Regions from separate parts of the Homo sapiens genome. Here all the other regions are linked to region 1. Evidence: read pairs that join two places in POLR2A ChIA-PET (ENCODE). Cell type or tissue: CD4-positive, alpha-beta T cell. All regions are shown on one strand.

Evidence for each region. ChIA-PET counts read pairs that join two places held together with the same protein. Peaks named below come from ENCODE experiments on the same cell type or tissue, not always from the same donor. Only the 100,000 strongest peaks of a DNase experiment are listed, where the experiment ranks them.
Region 2: POLR2A ChIA-PET joins it to region 1 with 14 read pairs; 9 of 35 experiments call an interaction of 5 or more read pairs at or near these places.
Region 3: POLR2A ChIA-PET joins it to region 1 with 10 read pairs; 3 of 35 experiments call an interaction of 5 or more read pairs at or near these places.

Annotation. Positions count from the first base shown.
Region 1 is chr14:99,259,684-99,267,683 of GRCh38, forward strand. The region is part of intron 1 of BCL11B (BCL11 transcription factor B); the gene reads right to left. Among named protein-coding and RNA genes, the nearest start is that of BCL11B, 8.5 kb to the right of the region's middle. In CD4-positive, alpha-beta T cell, CTCF peaks have their summits at 7,050 and 7,258; DNase peaks (open chromatin) are centred at 1,578, 3,018, 6,128, 7,028 and 3 weaker places; H3K4me3 peaks cover 8,000 bases; H3K27ac peaks cover 6,970 bases.
Region 2 is chr14:99,187,788-99,195,787 of GRCh38, forward strand. All of the region lies in intron 3 of BCL11B (BCL11 transcription factor B), which reads right to left. Among named protein-coding and RNA genes, the nearest start is that of BCL11B, 80 kb to the right of the region's middle. RefSeq lists an enhancer at 4,143-4,704. In CD4-positive, alpha-beta T cell, CTCF peaks have their summits at 928, 1,138 and 3,463 (motif pointing left); DNase peaks (open chromatin) are centred at 1,064, 3,444, 4,024, 5,344 and 3 weaker places; H3K4me3 peaks cover 5,745 bases; H3K27ac peaks cover 7,809 bases.
Region 3 is chr14:98,981,405-98,989,404 of GRCh38, forward strand. No RefSeq gene overlaps it. Among named protein-coding and RNA genes, the nearest start is that of LINC02914, 270 kb to the left of the region's middle. RefSeq lists an enhancer at 3,499-4,117. In CD4-positive, alpha-beta T cell, no CTCF peak of the experiment used is centred here; a DNase peak (open chromatin) is centred at 3,477; H3K4me3 peaks cover 976 bases; H3K27ac peaks cover 1,768 bases.

The DNA.
Region 1 (8,000 bases):
AGAAACAGTCCTCACAAAGCCGGTCCCAGAAACCATTAATTACACTTTAGAAAGAAATAGGAGTTTACTTAAAAATGGGTTTGAAGACAATGCCACGTAATTAATTTACCAATTTATTTTATGAAAAGATGCTTTGCTATGGTTAAAATGTAATCACAACCTTCCCACCGAACAGAGGTTCTAGGGAAGACTGGATTCCTGTGAACGGTTTGTCAGAATGTAAAAGGTAATTATTTGGTGCCTCTTTTTCCCTTTAATGATCTAACATTGAGCAATACTGTTTATATTGAAAAGCTCGCACCTTTAATTACCAATTACATATACATAATTTCAGAGCCAAAGGAGAGCACTGTAAAAACAGTTCTTTAGAAATATAAGGATGTATTGTGCGCCATTTTTACAGAAGGTGCTCTAATAAATGGGAGGAGGATGTCAAAATATTGTTTTGTTAAAAAATAGAGAGAGAGGCACAAAAGAAATGAGCTGAAAAGCAAAAAAGGACATAATGAAATTGAGAATTCAAAGGAAACAGGGGCGAGGTGCGGTACCTGGTACTATTTTAAATACCACCCTGTCCAGGCCTGGCAAACTCCTGCATCAGTGGAAGATTTGATAAAAACGTACAACGACAAATCCACATGGCCAGCTGGACCGTCCTTTCTGAGGGCGAAGAGGTCTTCTTGGTTTTTTTAATTTAATCTTCGGTTTACTTTTTTGTTTGCTTTTTTATTAACTTTTTCAGCCTCGTCCGCCCTCCTGAGTAGGAGTTCTAGCAAGCCTAAATATCTCCTCTCTGCTAGGAGGTTTTCAACTACATAATTTCAAACTCATTTTCTAATTCAAAAGAAACACAGATGAATTTAAAAATTAGCAGAGGTCACACGTGCCTGTTCGCAAGCACCCCTCCTCCTCAGCTTCGTCTTTTGCCAAGACTATGTACCAGCACTTTTTCCTTTCTCTCCTCTTTTTTTTATTTTTTTATTTTTGGTAACATCTGGTATTCTTTCCTTTTTTTGGCAGTCTCTGCCTTTTCACTTTCCTCATGCAGCAGCCCTGCGAGCCCCCGTAATTGAGTTTGAAGGTGTCCAAAGCCGTTTGCTGTGCTGCAGCTCTGATTTCTGCGTCAAGTCCTAACAGCCAACCAACCTGGGAGCCAGGCCCTGTTGGCGTCCCCGAGACAGCCCCGGGATTATCCAGGCCTCCAGGGCTCAGTTCTGAGCTGGGATCTCCACGTCCCAGACCAGAGATCCAACTCACTGCCTCTAAGGGAGTCTGGGAGGAAAAGAAACAAACAAAAAATATCTCCTTCCCCTCCCACTTTCAGCGTTGAAAGTTAAACCCCTGAGATGACAGGGTGTTCACCCGATTCCAAAGAACGGGGTTTCCTCTCCCCACCACCCAGGCTGTGGCGCTGTGCCTTGGCCTGCTGTGTGCGACACTTCCCAGGAAGGTAGCAAGGTCACCCTCAACATCAGGCAGCAGAGTCACCCCCAGCCCCAAATTTCTGGGTCAGAGTAAGTGGACCAAGTGGGCCTGAAAGCTCACGTTCAAGGCCTTTGTAGACACCCCCAAAGACTGTGGTTTCACTTCCGCTGGCAGGCAGATACCAAGCTAGGCGTGTAGGGTGCCTGCATATGTGTGCATGTGTCCCTCCTTAGAACTGTATCGATAATGGAAGAAATAAAAGGAGAAAGCCAAGCCCTGGGAAGGGCAAAGTGACACCCCTCTTTCTCTGCCCTATGGACACCTGAGTCTCCCGGCTCTGCACAGCCTCAGAGAGCCAGGCCTCTGTTCTAACAGGCAGAGTGGTCCAACCTGCCACCCAGAGACGAAAAAGCACCAGGAAAAAGACCAATGAAAACAGTCTTTCAAATTCCCAGACCCTACAGGCCAGCCCCTCATGCAGCCTTGTCCAGCAAACTCGGGCCTTAAAAAAATAAAGCCAAGATGAGGTTTTCCTCTGAGATGATCTCTGCTTTCATGAAAAGCTCCCCAAGTGTCGGGCAGCCCTGCAGAATATTGCTGCTCTCAATATATTATGAGCCGAATAAAGTAGAGCAATTGCTGAAATGTTTGACTCATTAAGAGGAAAAATGAATGGATGCAGCAGACAACTTGTTCGAAAGGCAGATATCAGAGGGCTGAGGCGGATTCTGAAATGCTAAATCCTAAAGTGCAGGGACAAATCTGTATTTACACACACACACACACAAACACACGAGTTAGATTTTCTTTTACAACAAAACCACATTTTATTTACAAGGCCAGGCCTCCTCCCAGCTGGTAAATGCATTTAGAAGCAATCACAAATAATAATGGACATCGTTGTTAAGTGAAAGGGGAAGCACTTGATCCCAAGACAAACTTCCCCATGCCTCGGCTTTGCTGGGAAGGAATTTGAGTCAGAAGAAAGAAATGGAAAGACATCGTTAACACAGGCCCAGCCAAGCAGCCAACAAGCCCCCAGCAGCTGCAAGCTTTCAGCAGGGCCTTACCTGGCCAGTGACTCCCCCACACACAGGGTGCCAAGGACCCCGCCCTCCCTGGCCCATCTCTAACAACTGCCCATGCACCTGCCCTTAGGGGAACTCCAGCCGAGAGGTCTGCTGCCTGCTGTCCCCAGAGCACAGGCATGTGCGTGGCTGCCTGCACACACACATGTGCATTGCTACATACACAGTACGTGGGCTGCTGCTCCTCCTTACCCTGCATTAATTCAAATCCAACTCTCTTATCTTTAATGGCTAAGCTACAGTCCAGGAGAAACATACACAGAATTATTGTTTCAGTGATGACGGGGGTGGGAAAGGGAAGGATGTGGGGGGATGGGTCCCAGGCTCTTAAAATCGTGTGCCACCAACGTCACAACCGCCATCATGATGTGTACGCATGTTTACAAGAAATGTTCAGCATCCATCCGCCCGAGCTCTGCATCCGACTGGAGACTTTACACCTGCTTCCTACGAAGAGGGAGCTCTTGCCAGCGAGCCCATGCTTACCCATAATCTACGAAGAGATCTTTTCATCTCCTCTCCGTGAACACTTGGGGAGGGGCTGGGACTCCAGGCGACACGGAAACGCCACCACACGCACACTCGACGGAGCACAACACTTTCTGAGCTGCCATCCATTTTTAATTTATTGGATCCAAGAGAAAATAACAACCGTAGGGAGGGGGGAGGAGAAGGGTGGAGGGGGAGAGAGCAGGAATCAATTCTTGGTGGAGAAAATAATCTATGACTAGATGACGCTTAAAGGCACGACAAGAGATTTTATGAAGTTCCCCTAACGGAGGGAATAATGAAGTGCCTGGCAGAGAAGGAAATGGAGATAAGAGGGAGGCTGGTGTCAGGAGGATGTCCACAGGGGGTCTCGAAGGGTTATTAGGACACAAGTTGGGGGTGGGGACCCTGGGAAGGCACAGCCAGGCGGAGTCTGAAGCAGGAAGCAAGACCCAGATCACACCTCTCTGTCCTGACCCTCGACCCTCTCAGCAGACAGTCAGAGGAGTCCAGCCTGCTCCAGGTCAGCTCTGCACCCTCCTGACACCCTCCAAAGGCTGCCTCCCTGGAGGGACAGATACATACCACAGCCACCACCCCATGAGGTCCTGTCTGCCCCTCCTCAGCTGAGGCACACACCTCGATCGCCGTTTCTGACATGTGAGAGGGAGAGCAAGGGAAGGCGGCCGGTGCAAAACATGCTTCCCAGTGTGGGCTTCCCAGGAAAATGACCAGGGTCCCGCTGACTCCGCCAGCAGCGGAAACTTTGGGCCTGGCCTGCAGGCCAGGAGGTGGAAACTCCAGATCCGTGAAGAGGTTTTAGATGCAGGAAGAGGCTCACTCCCATACCTTCTGGTCTACAGACTCCAGGCGGGAAAGTCGAATGTTTGGGGAGGGTCTCCCTGTGTACAGATTGTTTGCAGGACTCCAGCCTAATTTTAGGATGCTTAAGCAGCTCCCTGAAAAATATCCTCAGTTGCTCTATGGAGTCCAACCGCCTTCTCTCCCCCACTGCACACACCTCTCCAGAACCCCAAAAACTGAGCCCAGGAGTCTGGGTCTCCCCAGCACAAGAGCAGAAAAAAGAATAATGCACACACCTCTCCAGAACCCCAAAAACTGAGCCCAGGAGCCTGGGTCTCCCCAGCACAAGAGCAGAAAAAAGAACAAGTGAATAAGGAAAACATACTCAGGTATATTCACAGGTCTCAGCCATTACTAAAAGGTTACAAATAAAAGTCTTGACAAATAAAATAGGCGCTTTAAAGAAAAAGAAAAGGAAAAGATTTACCACAATAGCAATCCTTCTCAACACATTTAGCAGGTTCTATAAAACTGCAAATGCCTTCAATCTTCAGAGCCACAACGGGCTCCTAACGATGTGATAAAAAAGCACTCTTTGTGGGCAAATGAAGAGATTTGTTTTTATTTAACATTATGCTTTTTTCAAAGGTGCGGAAGAAAAGAAGGGCTTCCACACAGGACACTGGACCTCAAGGCTTTAGCTGGAGGAGTTTGGATTATCTGAGGCCAACAGCAAATAGCAAGGGCAGGAGTGCTTTCGACATCTCTTTTCCAAGGTAGGAATTTAAACATGACACCGCCCCCCCCCTTTTTTTTAATTCTTAGCAGTGCATCCATTTCTGAGGCACATGTTAATCACAATAATATTGGCACTCAACTTTTCTTGAGTCATTTCTGCGTGTTGTTTTAGTAGAAAACTCATTAGAACATTTCACAAATGTATTTATTTGTATTTCAATAAAATAAGTGGAAGGGGGCCATAAAAAAGAAGTTATGTAAAAGAGAGGATTTTTTTTTTCTTTTTTTACTTTGAAGTGACTTAATTTTGTGTGGTCTGGGATTTCATTACAGTAAAATAGCTCAGGCTGGCTATTCAACACCCAAGCAAATTATCAGCTGCCACAAGAAAAAGAAAAAAGAATGAATTTCTTGATTTTCAGCAACTGCACAAAAGACTAGCATATGTCAAAATGCTGGACCAACATCCCGTGAATGTGGCACCATTCATCAAGCCTCCATCTAGTGTCACTTTTGCCAGCAAAAAACAAGGCTGCTCTGCTCACCCTCCTCACTGGCTTGTGCAGAAGACGCAAGAAATGTGTCCTTCTCTTTCCACGCGTCTCCAAATAGCCTGCTCTCGGCACTTTTTACCCACGCCCTGGGAAACATACTTGCTCAAGGGAGGCAGTCAGCACACGGCGTTTCTTGGGGAGGGATGGAGCAAGAGGGGGACCGAGCCTGAGCACATCTCCCTGACATTTGGCTCCCTGGGACCGGAAGGAAGCTGAGTGGGATCAGGGAGTAGGGACAGGACAGAGCACACAGGACCTCAGGCCAAATGGCCTGAGTCAAAAGAGTGCCGCACAGGACCTCAGGCCAAATGGCCTGAGTCAAAAGAGTGCCGCAAAGTGACAAAGCATACTCACGGCAGCTGGATGACACAGACATTCATTCCTAGTGTCTTCTGTACCCTTCCCCATTAATAAATACAAAAGTGTATCTACAGCTAACACCGTCTTCAGAGAAAGATGCTCAGCCGGTATCAATAACTCAACCATGTGGTGCAGGGTACAGTCCCCAAAGACCATTTACTTTCTCCTTGTCCTCCCCAGATGTGAAGCCAACATTAACCTCGAGGCCAAAGTCTTTGGAGAGTTTCAGCTAAAGGTGAGGCCTAACCAGGCAGCCAGAAGGTCCATCCTTAAGCCATGGGAGATGAAGGAGAGTCTCCAACGGACAAGAACCTGACCCCCTCCCATTCCCTCCCCCATATATTTTTTCCTGCATTGTCTTATCTATGATCTGTGTTTAGTTACAGCTTGTGAAACTCCCCTGAGTTCTAAGGCAAAGGATTGGAGATTGCTAAACTGATTTTTAACGGTTTTCTGCAGCTCAGAGACCACCGTCCGGCCCAAGACTTCGAGGTCACCGTGCCTCTTCATCTCTGAGTGGTCCAGTGAGCTCGCTGCCACTACATGCTTACAACTGGCTCGATTCAAACATTAAATGAAGTAGAGAAATCATCAGATAAATTGCTGGCCCTGTGTACTGGAGAGTGAAGGCTCTTTCTCCAGCTGACGACAGCGCTAGGCTTTTGTCTGACCTAATTTATTTCTCTTTCAGGTTAGAATAAAGCACTCTTTCCTGTCGCAGGGTAACCTCTTCTGCTCATATATTGAACTCTAGCATAAGACTCAGGGTGCAGTCTGCAGATTTCTTCAACTTGGGAAAGAAGACATTATAAATCTAGAAATCCTATGATCAAAAGCACATATATTCCCCATCACTAGATTACATGTTTAGGGGAGAAATCCTCTCATTAAAAGCCATCCATAAAGGACAACTGTTTGGGGTGAAAGATGTGATCAAGACTGGCTCTAGCAATCACATACTCTTTCCAAACAAAGTTTTACATGTTATTTGAGTCGGCATTTTAAATCTTTGGGGAACGGTGCTATTTCCCTTAGTTCAGTGGGAACATTACCTAATAAATGGAATTGAGAATCCAAGTGTCATAAAATTTGAGCTAAAAGGATTTCCATTCATCAAGCTGTTTTAGGTACACGACTCCCAAAAGCAGCAACTCTCGACTGTTCCCTGGGTCTGTGACATGCAAGACAGAAATGAGCAGTACGCCTTCCCCAGACCTCCCCAGCCCGATCACCAGCGCCTTAATAACGCAGCAGAATTTTCAGAACGTCAAGACCACGGACGAATCAGGGAAAACACACCCATTCAAAACTCACAATTTTAATTGTTAAAAAAGAAAGAAAGAAAATCAAAGAAAAAGAAAATGCCCCCATCTGCCAAGTGAGGGCTTGTAAATCAATGGCGATAGCTTGAAAATAGATTTCTCAAACTTATATTCTCATTTTGTCCTGCACGAATCTCTGCTGGAAAATCAATATTACAACTTCACACTTAAGGTATTTTGCAGCAACGTAAACTGCCGCCGCTGCTGATGGAAGCCCGTTCCTAGCCCATTGTAGCGGAGGCGCCAAGCCATGACACGGGCACCGAGCTCCCCCTAGCTGCCAAGTGGCGCTAGGCGCGGCTCGGCGTTTCAGCTTGCCATCAACCAAAAGCCAATTCAACTGAAAGTTTATTTTGGAAAGTATTTTATCACAACAAGCAACAGAGAATGCAAAGCAATCGAGATAGGAGATGAAAAGGGGATAAGTGAAGGCTGGTGCAAGCCGTGTTCTAAGCTATAAGACAGTGCCAAGAACTCCATTCTGAGAAGGCGCTAGAAACTGGTATCTGTAAACGACTGTTTTCTGTGCTTCCGTCTCACCTGAGACACAATTCTAATTATTCTCAAATGCACCCAAAGTTGGGCTTCCCTTGGGTTGAGTAGGACCCACTTAGCCCTCCACACTGGTCACTGACACAACACACCCAACCAGCTAACCCAGCCTCGATGTCTCTAAGGCCGGCTTCACAAAAGCAACTGCATTCACCCCAGCACTTCAGAAATGCCTAGTTTTCTGTTATGAAATATTTCAAAGGCCAGACAAAAAATCGCCAAGGCCAAGCACAGGCAGATAGCAACCTCCCCATCAAAAAAAAAGAAAAGAAAAGAAAAGAAAAGAAATATGCATATGTACATCATATCATTCAGGTAGGGAAAAAAGACCCTTTAAAAATATTAGGGGCTGTTAAAATATGCTCACGGCTGTTTTCTCTCAGGTGTGAATTACAAATGAATAAAATCAGCCTGGCATAACACCTTTGGTGAACACGTTTTTATTCTCCCATTGAATCAGAGCAGCTGACTTATATCACACTTCTAATGATATGGGGTTCCCTTCTGTGCAGAAGGGAGAGGAACTTCACCCCCCCCCCACCAACTAACCAAAAAAAAAAAAAGAGGGCTATGTCTTATGAAATTTATCGGAGGCCCAATTCTGAAAGACATGTGGACCACTGGAGATATACTCTACCCTGGGGAGTTAAGATAATTGTGAGCACCGC
Region 2 (8,000 bases), 72 kb before region 1:
TCCTCCTGGAGACAGGAAGTCTCCCCTCTCCATAATTCAAGACTTCCTTCACCAGGCAAGCCTCCATCTTTCCTTTCTTTAAATCCACAAAAAATCTCGACATTCCACCCCAAGAAGTATGGCAGAGCAGTAAATCTCATTTTAATGGAGTGTACGTTTAGCTCCAAGGAGATAATTGACGTTATGGAGAGCCTCGATACCGAGTTATATAGGTTAGCTAATGCAGAGGGGACTCATTACTGACACACTACAAACAAGTAGTAATATATGTATATTGTTCTGAGTGGCGTTAGAGCAAAAGTGTTCCGGTCTGCGGGGATTGATAAAGCACAAGAAAACAGCAGATATGCACTTGTAAATTTGTCTCATTTGTCTCTGAAGTTAAAGGTTATTCCCTTGTTCTGAATTTGTAATAAAAACATGCTAGCCCAGGGTTTGTGGAGAATGTTTGAATATTTAAATTGTGTATAATGATAGGCAATTATAGGGTAAAAAACTGGACCTTATGAATGGGGGGAACACTGTTTGGATCACCAAGTGTTTTCTTTTATCTTTAATGCATTTTGCAAGTAATTTCCCCCCAGTGGGGTTCAGAGACCATTACCCAGTCCCACAACCACTAACCAGTAACTAACCAAGCTTGGGTTTGCCCGGGTGGATAGGCTCTTTTCCTTCTTTTTTCTTTTCCTTTCTTTTGTTAGTTTTGTTTCCTTCGATATGCAGAATACATCTCTCCAACCAATGGCTGGCCTGGGGCTGGGGCTGGGGCTGGGGCTGGGGCTGGGGCTGGGGCTGGGGCTAGGGCTGAGGCTGAAACCGTGGCCTCTGTCCCCAGCAGGTCAGTTCGTCTTTCTGGGGAAGGACAAGGCTGGCCATAGGGAGAGGTCTGAGGGGCAGGGTGTGAATTTCCTCTGCCCCCCACAGTGGGCTCCCTTCTCCCCAACCCTCTCCCGGGAGGAGGGCCAGGGGCTGGTGGGGAGCCCCAGCTGTACCACCGGCTTGGGGCGGGGGGTGGCGCTGCGGCTCCCGCGGCTGGAGCCCAGGTGCCCGCCTGGCCGAGTCTGCTGTCGGCCCAGGTTAACCAACTGCAGTGCTAGAGTAACTCCAGCCAGCTTGTCACCGAGCACAAAAGTCATCAGCCAGTGAATGTTCTTTTCTGCACCACAATTAAGACGAATCAATACGACGTGCCACAAATGGTATTTTACTCTCAATAAGAACTCGAGCTGAGTTTATTCAGAATATTTTAGCGCTTCCCCGGGGGATTTTGGGCCGACGCAGATGGCAAATAAAGTACTCAGCCTAAGGCTACAGCACATTATGGTAATTCTAATGTCAGATGTACTTTAATATACAGCTCTATTTAATCACCCCATTATTTCACATTTCCATATGAAAAACCTGCGGCACTTCTGCGGCGCTTTGCCTCTGCCACCGTGCCAAGCTTCCTCCAGCCGCTGCTGGCTGCCGGGACGTGGTCATCTCGCCAGGCACAGCCTGACACCACCGAAGTTTCCGGGTGCCCGGATGCACAGCCGAGCTGCCTGGTGCCGCTAGAACATCAGAGGACTCTAAGATGCACCGAACGCCACCATGGGCGGTTATGGAAGAGAAAAGCTGCACGCACACTACATGCACACACACATGCAAGTTCACAATAAAATGCAGGGGGATGTGTGTCCACGTGGGCACACACGCACACCCACACACACAGTGTGCAGGAGAGAAACTAATGTCGACAAGGAGTTACACCCACGCTCCTAACACGGCCCTCTCCAGACACCAACACCCCAGCATGGCGGCTACTGGGTCAGCAGCTGGATCCAATCACAACGCTGGCTCCAGCCTGCGGCCCCAGCAGCTGTGCCCATTGGTTCTCCCAGGACTGCCCCCCACCCCATGAGGGCAGGATAAAGGCATCATCCACACCAAGGGGCAGAAGGAGGCCAGGCTGATGACAAAGCCAGAGGGGAGTGCACGAGGTAGAGCGGGGGATGAGAAGGGCTGGGAAACTGCTGCCCACACTGTGTGGGAGCACCTGGAGCAAGAAGGCCCCCAAGATGACCCTTATCGGGGACTATGGGCACTAGGGAATTGAAGCCTAGAGGTCCAGGCCCAGGGGAGGTGGAGTTCTGTGAATTCCAAGTGGCAGGAGCACCTCAAGGCTGGCTGGGCTGGCCCGCAGAAGCAGGGGTGTGGGCCGAGCCCAGGAAATCACTCTCAAGGCACTCCAAGAAGCCCAGCACAGCACCTGCTGACAATCCAATTCTAGATTTCCCAAAGACAGGTTTTGCTGATGGATGCAATGACACCTGGCACCCGACCCTACTGGGTGTCCCAATAATGAGCCAACACTTAAAGCCACATAACATGATTCACAGAAACAGTTACAGCATATGTCTTTAAAACAAGGCACTTGGGCCAGGCGCGGTGGCTCACGCCTGTAATCCCAGCACTTTGGGAGGCCAAAGCGGGCAGATCACGAGGTCAGGAGATCAAGACCATCTTGGCTAATACAGTGAAACCCCGTCTCTACTAAAAATACAAAAAAACTAGCCAGGCGTGGTGGCATGCGCCTGTAGTCCCAGCTACCTGGGGGTTGAGGCAGGAGAATCGCTTGAACCCGGGAAGTGGAGGTTGCAGTGAGCCGAGATGGCACCATTGCACTCCAGCCTGGGCGACAGAGCGAGACTTCGTCTCAAATAGAAATAAATAAATACTAATTTTTTTAAAAAGGCACTTGTCTGTGCCTTTGTTTTGTTTTGTTTTTTTAGTGAAGTCCCATTCCTAACAATGGGGAAAAAAATCTCTAAGGGAAGGAGGGAAGAGGAAGGAAGGAAAGGAGGGAGGAAGGGCAGTAAAACTGAGAAAGTTCCAACACACACTGCCAAAACCACTGGCAAATTTCTCAAAAGCATCCATTCACCAATAAGGCTATCAGTAAGCTAATTCTAGAAAGAAGAATTGTTCTAAAGCTCGGCATGGCAAATATTTCAGAGAAAAACTGCTCGACTGTTTGAAGGTACAGATGTCTGACCTACCTGGCCATTCCAACTCCTACAGGTGCGACTGTGACAGACAGCTCACCACCTCCACTCCCACCGCCCGCTTCGGCCACACGGGGGGGGTCACCCTCAAATTAGGGTCATCCTGTTACTTCTTTTTAAAATATGCTTTGGGGGTAAAATCTAACAATGGGAATTCAGTCCCAATTTTCAAGGAAGGCCTTTGATTCCACTCTTTTATTATTGGTTATTCTTGAACCTCAAAATAGATACTAATATTCCCCCAGGCCTTTTCCAGGTTGTTGTCAGTTAGAAAAAAACAGCCTAGGACAGTGGTTCTCAACTGAGGGTTGTTTTGCCCCTCCAGGAAACCTGCGGCAATATTTGGAGATATTTGTGATTGTCAAGACTGAAGGGGCTTGGGCTTTGGGGTGCTACTGGCATCTAGTGGGGAGAGGCCAGGGATGCCACTGCACATCTACGATGCACAGGACATCTCCCCAACAAAGGATGAGCCAGTCCACATAGCAACTGTCCCAAAAGTGGGCAGCCCTGGGCCACACCCGTCAACTTAAACACTGGCTTCCTTGTGGGGACCGCACCTAAATCTAAAAAAAAAAAAATAGACTGAAAGAGAAAGTGGGGAGTCAGGAAGAGAGTGGGAAAGGGAGAAAGAGGTGGAGAGAATTGAAAAGACAGAGAGAAGAGGAGGGGCCCACACCATCTACTTCTCTGGCAATAAAGAAACTGTGGAATCCCAGTCAATTTCATCATTGTAGAAATCATTTGAATTCCAGAGTTGCCTGGAGCTGAGAATCTGGGGCTCCTAGGGAGCTCCGAGCCTCGTGAAGGGGGAAGGCAGCCTGAAATGGCAGAGGGGGCAGGGGGACTGCATTTGTCAGCACCCCCCTGCCCGCAGCCCTCCACCAAAAAAAAAAAAATGCTCCGAGTGACTTCCCTCCAGAGCTGGGCTTGGCCACTAAGGCAGGGATGTCAGGGGCTGCCCTAGATTTGGTGGCTCAGCTGTGAGCCCTGCAACAGCGGCTGCAGGAGATGAAAAACAAATATATACTTCCTGAAGTCAAAGAGATAAAAATACAATTTCTGCTGCGTATGCCACTCTTTCACGCAGCATCAACACTTATGTGGGGTGACGGGGGGAGGAGGATGACCACGCAAGCTTAAGTGATTTTTTTAAAAAACACGATCCAGAGAGATTACATAAAAAGTACAATTAAGGGACGCTCAGAATCCCGAGGCCTTCAAGAACGTGCTAGCTCCGGAATATTTTTAGAACAATCACTGGAGTGATTCTTCTTAGTTGTAGAAACACTCCAAATCAGAAAGTCAATTTTTCCTCTATTTGCAGCAGTGCTGGCTCCACTGGACGGAATGCGTGTGTTTTGCTTGGCGGCTGTTCATAATACTGTCTTGGCAGCGTTTCCTTGGAGCGCACACGGTGAACCTGGCTCTCGCATACAGTAGCACTTTCATTTTAAGCGCCCCAGCCACGCTTCCCTAATAACAGCCTGGGAACTGCAAAACCCCTGTAAGCCCAGCCCTTTAAATGGGGAACAGAGCAGGGCTTTCGGGGCCCCGCTCGCCACAATAGGGACTGTAAACTGGGGCTGGTGCTTTCAATCAAGAAACGTGGCTCTCGTTAGAAGGCAGAAAATAAAACAATGCCGGCACGTTCTGGAGACCACAGCGCGCTACCTTTCACCTCGTCCTCGCCACACACACCCAGGCCCAGCCCCGCTGCCTCCTCTACCCTCCTGCTGTCCTGCCAGGTACCAGGTGTACCAGACCGGCTGAAGTTTGGATGGGAAGGGACATGGCAACTTGGGAACCACACTGGGGCTGGGGCTGTGGGCCAGAAAGATCTGATTCTCCTGCTTCCTAGCCTTGGCTGAACATGAATGAGTGAGCTCAACTCTGAGCTCCAAGTTCCTTATCCATAAATGCGAGTGACACCTGTATTGAGGATGTGGAAAGATTCCAGAGCGTGCATGGAAGAGTCCTGCCTCTGGTCAGTGCTCAATAGAGAATGCTATTTAATGATCAAAATGTAAATGAGTGAATGAATGAATGAATGAATGAATGAGTGAATGAATGGATAAAAGAGTGAATGAATGAATGAGTAAATTAGTGAATAAGTGAATAAGTGAATGAATGAATGAGTGAATAAGTGAGTGCAAGACAGCAGGATGGGGCTAAGAGGGGCTAAGATGAGATGGGACCGCTCATGAACAAATCCCCAAACCCCTCTCTGTCACTGATCAGCCACCGTGGTCAGCCACTGCCACCAAGTAGTCGTCATTCAAAAGGGGCCTTCCAGGTACAATTTCAGCCCCTCCCTGGCATCAAGAAACGTAGTGATTTCGGCCTCTTACAACTGGCTCATCACCACTGTCTGTTCGCACACTCCTCTTTCTTTCTCCCTATGTTGTTTACAAAGGTTTCATTATGTTTTCAACTAATCAGAAAGGCCCCGCTAATACACAATTAACATGTGATTATAAAAAAAATTAAAATAGCTTCCAGAAGAAGGAAATGTAATTAAGTAGAGAATGCTTTTCAATAAGTGCTTGCTTTAACCCATTGTCAGAACACAGTCTACGTTCGTCCACAATGCCTAGAACAGATGCCAAGGGCAGAATGTTAAAAGGAAGTTTAAAAAAAAAAGGGGACATTATTTTCTGGGGGAATAATAGCCATCAACTTGGTACAACATGCCGGAGAACTCGGATTCCGGCTGCAGAGGAGAGACCCTCCTCCCAATCCTCTTACCTCTTTTTTCTGGAGAAAGAAAAAAAAGTTTCCCTTCTAAAAAAATGAAATAAATGATTAAAGCCAAATCTAAGATAATAAGAATACATGCAACTAAATAGAGAAACCAACAGCCAAACACACACACTAACGAACCCCACTGCCAACAGAAGTTCTGGTCCAGACCATGAAGAGGGTTTGATAGCACCTCTTTTTCATCAAGTCTGTGATCATTTTGTTTCAAATCATTTCTGGCCAAATTTCAGAAGGGATCTGTCTTTTTAAAACCCCAAATCTAAAATGCGTTTGTAGACTCCTGTTTGAAAAGCAGGCTGACCAATCTGAAGGATTTTATTTCTCCCCCTTCTCTGCAGCCATCCCAAAGCAGTGCTCCAGCCAATGAGATCCGGCCATTTTATTGGCCCCAATGCTTGTCAATATGAATGGGGGTACTGGGGGTTTCAATGGTTTCTGCCAGACAATATGGGCCCAAAGCAAATGGCAAATTCAGTGATTTTGCAAGGAATGGGAATGTCGTGAGAAACGTGCATGACCCCACACATGAATTCTCCCAAACATGATGGAGAAGACGAAATATCAGGAAGCTCAGGGCAGGTGACAGGGCGACCACCTGGACACCTGTCCTCCCTCCTCACAGCCCCAGCACAGAGCAAGTGCTGCTGGCCCCGGACTGTCCCCCAGCAGCAGAAGTCACAGTCAGCAAACCGCCAAGGCCTTCCCCGGACTGCACTGGCTTACAGAACACACCCAGTTCTGGTAAGATGGGCCCGCCAAGGAGCCAGTGCTCCTGGACAACATCCCTAGGGGGTGGCAGGGCCAGGAAGATGCCTGTAGGCATGGCCAGAGCTCTGTCCTTCTCGGCTTCTGCCCTGTGGGGCACCCAGAACCCCATCCAGTGTTGCCCATGCACCTTGAACAAAGGACTGAACACTATGGGGTTCTATTCCCAACCAGCTATGACTCGGCAGTTATTAGCTGGGCAACCCTGGGGAAGGTGCTTAACTTCTCTGAATCTGTCCTTCGGTGTGAAAGGCCTTGTCTGCAAAATGGCCCCCAGAGGAAGCTAATATTTTCCCTGTCACTCAGGGGAGAAAGGTGAGATTCAACCAGGTTGCGTGGCTGGTCCTACAGGAAGTGAAGGAGCTGGGACCCAGGCTTGGATGACTTGGCTCAAAAGCAGTCTCAACCGTGGAGCAGACGGCCTTCGATAATAGCAACCCCCGAGGATGCAGACAGGCCTGAACCACGGGCACCCGACCAGTAGGACCTTGGTCAGTCCTTACCACGATCCCATCTTACCTCAGCTCCCAAGTGCAGAAGCCAAGGCTCAGGAACAAAGCGCGTCTACCCAAGGCCATCCAGGCAACAAGGCAGGTCCAGCCAGCCTGCCCTTGCTCCTTCCACCAATAAGTCACCTTAGCACAGAGCCATCTCCCCCAGGTGCACAGATGGGAAAACGAAGGCTGCCCAGCATGCAGAAAGGGCTTCCTGAGGTCGCACAGCCCAAGGATGAGGCTGGCGCAGGAACTCGAGCCTTCAGACTCCTCTTCTGCCCAGATGATCAGGGGACTGAAAAGTACCTAAAGCAAGCCAAGATGCGTTCTCAGGAAAATATGTGGAGCGAACTACCTGGCTTCCTGACCTGTACTTTCAAGCCCCACTGTCAAATCCACCACAGACACCAACACAGTGGTCCACTCTGACCCAGGGCTCCTCTGGAAGAAAAGGAAGAGAAGCTTCCCAGGGCTCTCCAGTATTCCCCACACCTCCTCTGTGGGGCTCCCCCAGCACCTCCATTTTGCAGATGAGACCAGAATGCTGCAGGCGAATGGTGCACCCAGCATTCTATCCTTGCCCACCCCACCACACACCACAGTCCCCCAAGCCAGGATACTGCACTGGGCTTTGCACCCCCAAAACAATGGCTGGCCCTTGCTGAGCACTTGCTGAGTGCCTCAGTGTATCTTCGTGAACCCCCACAAGGCTCGTATGCCTTGGATTCCACATGGAGGATCCAAGCTCAGAGAGGTAAAGCAACCCACCCGAGGATACACAGCTTACATCCATCCCAGGGCCTGCAGCATGGGAAGTGCTCAAAATAAAGCATAAGTAAGTTTCCTCGAGCTAGCACCCCACCCCCAAGGATAACAGGCCCCTACAGAGTGGGAGCCTCGTCCCAGTCATTCCTGTCACCCTTCACCACCC
Region 3 (8,000 bases), 280 kb before region 1:
AGACCAGCCTGGTCAATATGATGAAACCCCGTCTCTACTAAAAATACAAAAATTAGACGGGTGTGGTGGCAGGCGCCTGTAATCCCAGCTACTTAGGAGGCTGAGGCACGAGAATCTCTTGAACTCAGGAGGTGGAGGCTGCAGTGAGTCCAGATCTCACCACTGCACTCCAGCCTGGGTGACAGAGTGGGGCTCTGTTTCAAAAAAAAAAGAAAAAAAAAGTATAAATGAACCTTCATGTACTTGTCCCAGGGAAAGGCCCTCCAATTCTCTCTTAAATCTTACTTTGGCTCTTTTGTAATAATCTTGCTTATTTACTTTTTTTTTTCCATGCATAAAGACCTAAGGCAACTTCTTGTATATGTTTCTTCTTTCCAATCCACAATAGATTTCAGGGAGGGGGAGGGAGGAGGGATGCTGAAAGATATACTGGCCAACATCTTTCAGTGTGACGGCATCACTGGGCTAGAAGGGACCAGAGGTGATGACCTGGACCAATCCACTCATTTACAAACCAGGAACCCAGAACTCGGGGAAGAGAAGGGATCTTCCCAAGCTTACCTGGTAAGCTAGTGGCCAACCTGAACCCAGAATCCCAAATCCTCCAAAATTCCTCTTAGGCTCTTACCTTTATGGAGTAGCGTGAGAAAGAGATAGAACGACTACAAAAAGCAGACAGGAAACCTGAAAAGGAACTGAAGTCTGGGGCCATTTAGTGTCACTGAAAAATAGTAGCCCCATGTAAAAGTCACACAGTATTTTAGAGTGGTACAAGCTGATATTCCCAACCGGAGCTCGGAATTTCACAGACAATGCTACATCATATTCCACTGTCTCTGCCTAAGCGGAAATTATTTCCACTTAGAGTGGTTAAAACAAAAGGTGGTAGACGCCTAAATTGCTGAGCTTCTGTCATCTAGATATAGTTTGTGAGCTATTTCAAAGCAGAGACGGAATGTTCGAGCATGGACTTCCTACGTATACCCTTCTTTATAAATTAAACACATGTATTGTTAAGCATGTGTTTTTATTTATACTGAGCTGAGTTAACCATAAATAAAAGTTCTAGTGTTTTTTCCTTGTCTTCAGTGTTAACTCCCTGCATGTACATCTACCCCGTTTGGAAGCCACCAGTGTAGAACATTCAATTGTGGGGAACAGAGTGTTGGCATGGGGTCAGGAAACCTGGATTCTACTATATCCTGTGCCACTCTATCTCACCCAGTTCTTACCTCCATTATGCAGACTAGGAATCTGAAATGCAGAGAGGTGGAATGGCTTGCCCAAGGTCACATTGAGAGTAGCCAGAGAGCAAAACGAGGACTTGGGTCCAGATGTAATACCAGAATTGTTTCTTCTGGGATCGGGCTACAGTGCTACAAGGCAGCATTCAGAAAGAACAGGAGATCTCAAAGGTGCCAAGGTAGAGGAAACACCCAACTCCTAGAATGTCTTGGCAAAAACACTGTAGTCTACAGCTTAGCTGGAGTGACAGACATCACACCAAATAAATAAACACGTAAGTTTTTACAGGAAGTGCTACAGAAGGGGAAATCACATGTATGCCCTGAGAGAGGAAGATGAGAGGAACATTGGAATCCAGAAGTCAGGGACTTAGACCTGTCTTCTTAGCTTGCTTTTTCAGACTTTACCAAATAATATATCAGCTATCGGGGGATGGAGGATGGTTTTTAGCACCCCACATTCCCTAATCGGTTAAAATTCTCCACTTAGTACAAACCAAGATGCCAGCTTCCCTCAGCTGTCTGTAAAGAGGCTAACAGCCAATTTGTGTTAGCAGGAAATCTGTTGCGAACGTATCCAATTCGCTGCCACTGTATGTATGTTTAATGTTTCCCGTTAGGAATCATCTTCTTACTGTTTTGTCGCCATCATTTCAAGCTCTCCTCCCCCCTCTTCATTTTATGAACATGGCACATCAATTAATATTCCCGCATTTTTTGTTATTGTTCTCAACCCATGTGAATAACGACCCCTCATTGTATTGCGCGTTAATTTCTACAGCCTGTCAGCCTGTATTGGAATGTTCTTTCTAGCAGGGTCCTGGGCCGGTCCTGGAGCTGCTCCTTAGTAGATGAGTAAAAATTGATTCCCTGGCCCCCTTGAATAATTCCTTGGCCCCCAAAATGGGCCCTTTCCTCAAGCTGTGGCCCCTCCCACAGAAGAGGGAAGAGACAGAAACAGAAAGAGAAGCTTCCTTTGACATTTGAGGTGTCTGGACTCCTCCAGGTAGCAAACTGGTTTTCATGGTGCACACAGAGGAGGGATGATATCGGAGCTCAAGTACAGTGCCCCAGCAACACGTACAGATCGTGTACTCACAGGGACACAGTTTCACATTGTGAAGCCGCATCAATAGGAAGGGAGGGAGGAAGGGAAGAAAGGGAAGGAGGAAAGGAGAAAGGGAACGAAAGAAGAAAGAAAAGAAGGAATGAAGGAAAGAAGGAGGGAGGGAGGGAGGAAGAGCAAAAAGCCTGCAGCATTTTGACAAACCAAAAAGGAAAGGGATGACTTCTGACGTTTACCTATTTTGAGGACTGAACCCAAAGGACTGAGGTGACACCAAATAGGACAAATGTTGGTTCCTAGAGCATGGTGACCTCATTGCATAGCTATCAAAGAGCACAACGTCTTCAGAGTCAGGCAGATCCAGATTGGAGTCACACCCCCTGCCCTGCTGCTTACCAGGCTGAAGGCTCCTGGTGGAACATCTCTGGCTGGTCTGGGTGAGACCCCATAGGCCACTTCCCCACCCACAGACTTTACTTCCACAGAGCTCACCCTACTCGTGACATATGGGGTTGATCAACTGTTAAGCCCAGTCTCTTCTCCTGGCCTGGAAGCTCCAGGCAGGGCACTGTATATAAGACTGATTATAGCTGAAATCCCAGAGCTTGGTGCAAGGCTACAGAGCTCAAGAAAGATTCTCCAGAGAGCAGAAGCCAAAATCAGACCAGGATAATGAGTGATGGGACAATCATGATGAATAGGGCGATGACACAAAGTGTAGCCACCTTTGATTGAGCATCTATTCTACACCCGGTGCCCTCGTAGGAACTTCGGGTTCACTGACTGCTGAACGCCACCAATAGTCCTTTGAAGTTGGGACTGATAACTCCATTTTATAGATGGGGGAAGGATGCTCAGAGTAGCAAGGTGGCTTTGCTACAACCGCATAGCTAACTAATAACATAGGCAAGACTGAAACCAGCTCTAAGGATCCCCTAAAACACTGTTCTCTCTTTTGCCCCCGCGTGTCTCAAAGGGGTCCTCCATGGACGAGGTGACCCAGAGATGCAGCCATGGAGGGTAGAGCAAGAAGTGCAGCCTCAGCACTTCACTGACCCAGTCAGCGGCCTCTGCAGGGCTGGCCCAGCCGCAGCTTCAGATCCACCCCGCCAGCCAATCAGCCCACGACAGGAAGCTCTTTCTGCAACTCATCTGCCCTTATCTCCTGGCAGAGCGGCTCTGTGAGGTCACGATCACCACACCTTATCAGAACATCTGCACCTACTGGGGACACAGCCCAACAGGCTCAAAACAGCAATTTCCTTTAGGTCTTCTCCTCAGAACTCCGCATCACAGGCACCACAAATTAAAATAAGAACCCCAAACTGAAACTTTAGGGAGGTCCTCCCTTGTAGGGCCTAGCCTGGAGCAGAGGCCATGGGAAACTATAGGTAGCAAGTACCTTGTCTTCCACCATCTGGTGAGCTCTTGGCTGTCCTGCAGAAGCCCAGCTCAAATGTCCTTCCCCCTAGATTTCCCAGTGTCTCCTCTGTCAGGCCTCTGAGCCCAAGCCAAGCCATCGCATCGCCTGTGACCTGCACGTATACGCCCAGATGGCCTGAAGTAACTAAAGAATCACAAAACAAGTGAATATGCCCTGCCCCACCTTAACTGATGACATTCCACCACAAAAGAAGTGTAAATGGCCGGTCCTTGCCTTAACTGATGACATTACCTTGTGAAAGTCCTTTTCCTGGCTCATCCTGGCTCAAAAAGCACCCCCACTGAGCACCTTGCAACCCCCACTCCTGCCCACTGAGCACCTTGCGACCCCCACTCCTACCCGCCAGAGAACAAACCCCCTTTGACTGTAATTTTCCTTTACCTACCCAAGTCCTATAAAACAGCCCCACCCTTATCTCCCTTCGCTGACTCTCTTTTCGGACTCAGCCCGCCTGCACCCAGGTGATTAAAAGCTTTATTGCTCACACAAAGCCTGTTTGGTGGTCTCTTCACAGGGACGTGCATGAAATTTGGTGCCGTGACTCGGATCGGGGGACCTCCCTTGGGAGATCAATCCCCTGTCCTCCTGCTCTTTGCTCCATGAGAAAGATCCACCTATGACCTCAGGTCCTCAGACCGACCAGCCCAAGAAACATCTCACCAATTTCAAATCCGGTAAGTGGCCTCTTTTTACTCTCTTCTCCAACCTCCCTCACTATCCCTCAACCTCTTTCTCCTTTCAATCTTGGCGCCACACTTCAATCTCTCCCTTCTCTTAATTTCAATTCCTTTCATTTTCTGGTAGAGACAAAAGAGACATATTTTATCCATGAACCCAAAACTCCGGCGCCGGTCACGGACTGGGAAGGCAGCCTTCCCTTGGTGTTTAATCATTGCAGGGATGCCTCTCTGATTATACACTCACGTTTCAAGGGTGTCAGACCACGCAGGGACGCCTGCCTTGGTCCTTCACCCTTAGCGGCAAGTCCCGCTTTCCTGGGGCAGGGGCAAGTACCCCTCAACCCCTTCTCCTTCACCCTTAGCGGCAAGTCCCGCTTTCCTAGGGGGCAAGAACCACCCAATCGCTTATTTCCACGCCCCAACCTCTTATCTCTGTGCCCCAATCCCTTATTTCCGTGCCCTGACCTCTTATTTCTGTGCCCCATCCCTTATTTCCACGCCCCAACCTCTTATCTCTGTGCCCCAACCCCTTTTCCCACTTTTCTGGAAGGTAAGAACCCCCGAACCCCTTCCCTCCATTTCTCTACTCTCTCTTTTCTCTAGGCTTGCTTCCTTCACTATGGGAACCTTCCACCCTCCATTCCTCCTTCTACTCCCTTGGCCTGTGTTCTCAAAAACTTAAAACCTCTTCAACTCACACCTGACCTAAAACCTAAATGCCTTATTTTCTTCTGCAATGCCGCTTGACCCCAATACAACTCGACAGTAGTTCCAAATAGCCAAAAAATGGCACTTTGAATTTTTCCATACTGCAAGATCTAAATAATTCTTCTAAAATAGGCAAACGGTCTGAGGTGCCTGATGTCCAGGCATTCTTTTACACATCAGTCCCTTCCTAGTCTCTGTGCCCAGTGCAATTCATCCCAAATCTTCCTTCTTTCCCTCCCGCCTGTCCCCTCAGTACCAACCCCAAGTGTCGCTGAGTCTTTCTAACCTTCCTTTTCTACAGACCCATCTGACCTCTCCCTTCCTCCCCAGGCTGCTCCTCGCCAGGCCGAGCTAGGTCCCAATTCTTCCTCAGCCTCTGCTCCTCCACCCTATAATCTTTTTATCACCTACCCTCCTCACACCTGGTCCGGCTTACAGTTTCGTTCCATGACTAGCCCTCCCCCTCCTGCCCAGCAATTTACTCTTAAAAAGGTGGCTGGAGCCAAAGGCATAGTCAAGGTTAATGCTCCTTTTTCTTTACCCCAAATCAGAAGCGTTTAGGCTCTTTTTCATCAAATATAAAAATCCAGCCCAGCTCATGGCTCGTTTGGCAGCAACCCTGAGACGCTTTACAGCCCTAGACCCTAAAAGGTCAAAAGGCCATCTTATTCTCAAAATACATTTTATTACCCAATCTGCTCTCAACATTAACTAAAACTCCAAAAATTAAATTCCAGCCCTCAAACCCCACAACAGGATTTAATTAACCTCGCCTTCAAGGTGTACAATAATAGAAAAAAGTTGCAATTCCTTGCCTCCACTATGAGACAAACCCCAGCCACATCTCCAGCACACAAGAACTTCCAAACACCTGAACCGCAGCGGCCAGGCGTTCCTCCAGAACCTCCTCCCACAGGAGCTTGCTACACGTGCCGGAAATCTGGCCACTGGGCCAAGGAATGCCCGCAGCCCAGGATTCCTCCTAAGCCGCGTCCCATCTGTGTGGGACCCCACTGAAAATCGGACTGTTCAACTCACCTGGCAGCCACTCCCAGAGCCCCTGGGACTCTGGCCCAAGGCTCTCTGACTCCTTCCCAGATCTTCTCGGCTTAGCGGCTGAAGACTGACGCTGCCCGATCGCCTCGGAAGCCCCCTAGACCATCACGGATGCCGAGCTTCGGGTAACTCTCACAGTGGAAGGTAAGCCCGTCCCCTTCTTAATCAATACGGAGGCTTCTCACTCCACATTACCTTCTTTTCAAGGGCCTGTTTCCCTTGCCTCCATAACTGTTGTGGGTATTGACGGCCAGGCTTCTAAACCTCTTAAAACTCCCCAACTCTGGTGCCAACTTAGACAATACTCTTTTAAGCACTCCTTTTTAGTTATCCCCACCTGCCCAGTTCCCTTATTAGGCTGAGACACTTTAACTAAATTATCTGCTTCCCTGACTATTCCCAGACTACAGCTATATCTCATTGCCACCCTTCTTCCTAATCCAAAGCCTCATTTGCTTCCTCCTCTTGTATCCCCCCACCTTAACCCACAAGTATAAGATACCTCTACTCCCTCCTTGGCGACCGATCATGCACCCCTTACCATCTCATTAAAACCTAATCACTCTTACCCCACTCAATGCCAATATCCCATCCCGCAGCATGCTTTAAAAAGATTAAAGCCTGTTATCACTTGCCTGCTACAGCATGGCCTTTTAAAGCCTATAAACTCTCCTTACAATTCCCCCATTTTACCTGTCCTAAAACCAGACAAGCCTTACAATTTAGTTCAGGATCTGCGGCTTATCAACCAAATTGTTTTGCCTATCCACCCCGTGGTGCCAAACCCATATACTCTCGTATCCTCAATACCTGCCTCTACAACCCATTATTCTGTTCTGGATCTGAAACATGCTTTCTTTACTATTCCTTTGCACCCTTAATCCCAGCCTCTCTTCACTTTCACTTGGACTGACCCTGACACCCATCAAGCTCAGCAAATTACCTAGGCTGTACTGCCACAAAGCTTCACAGACAGCCCCCATTACTTCAATCAAGCCCAAATTTCTTCCTCATCTGTTACCTATCTCGGCATAATTCTCATAAAAACACACGTGCTCTCCCTGCCAATTGTGTCCAACTGATCTCTCAAACCCAAGCACCTTCTACAAAACAACTCCTTTCCTTCCTAGGCATGGTTAGCGCGGTCAGAATTCTTACACAAAAGCCAGGACCACACCCTGTAGCCTTTCTGTCCAAACAACTTGACCTTACTGTTTTAGCCTAGCCCTCATGTCTGCGTGCAGCAGCTGCCGCTGCTTTAATACTTTTAGAGGCCCTCAAAAATCACAAACTGTGCTCAACTCACTCTCTACAGTTCTCATAACTTCCAAAATCTATTTTCTTCCTCATACCTGAAGCATATACTTTCTGCTTCCCGGCTCCTTCAGCTGTACTCACTCCTTGTTGAGTCTCCCACAACTACCATTGTTCCTGGCCCAGACTTCAATCTGGCCTCCCACATTATTCCTGATACCACACCTGACCCCCATGACTGTATCTCTCTGATCCACCTAACATTCACATTTCCCCAAATTTCCTTCTTTCCTGTTCCTCACCCTGATCACACTTGATTTATTGATGGCGGTTCCACCAGGCCTAATCGCCACACACCAGCAAAGGCAGGTTATGCTATAGTACAAGCCACTAGCCCTCCTCTTAGAACCTCTCATTTCCTTTCCATCGTGGAAATCTATCCTCAAGGAAATAACTTCTCAGTGTTCCATCTGCTATTCTACTACTCCTCAGGGATTATTCAGGCCCCCTCCCTTCCCTACACATCAAGCTCGAGGATTTGCCCCACC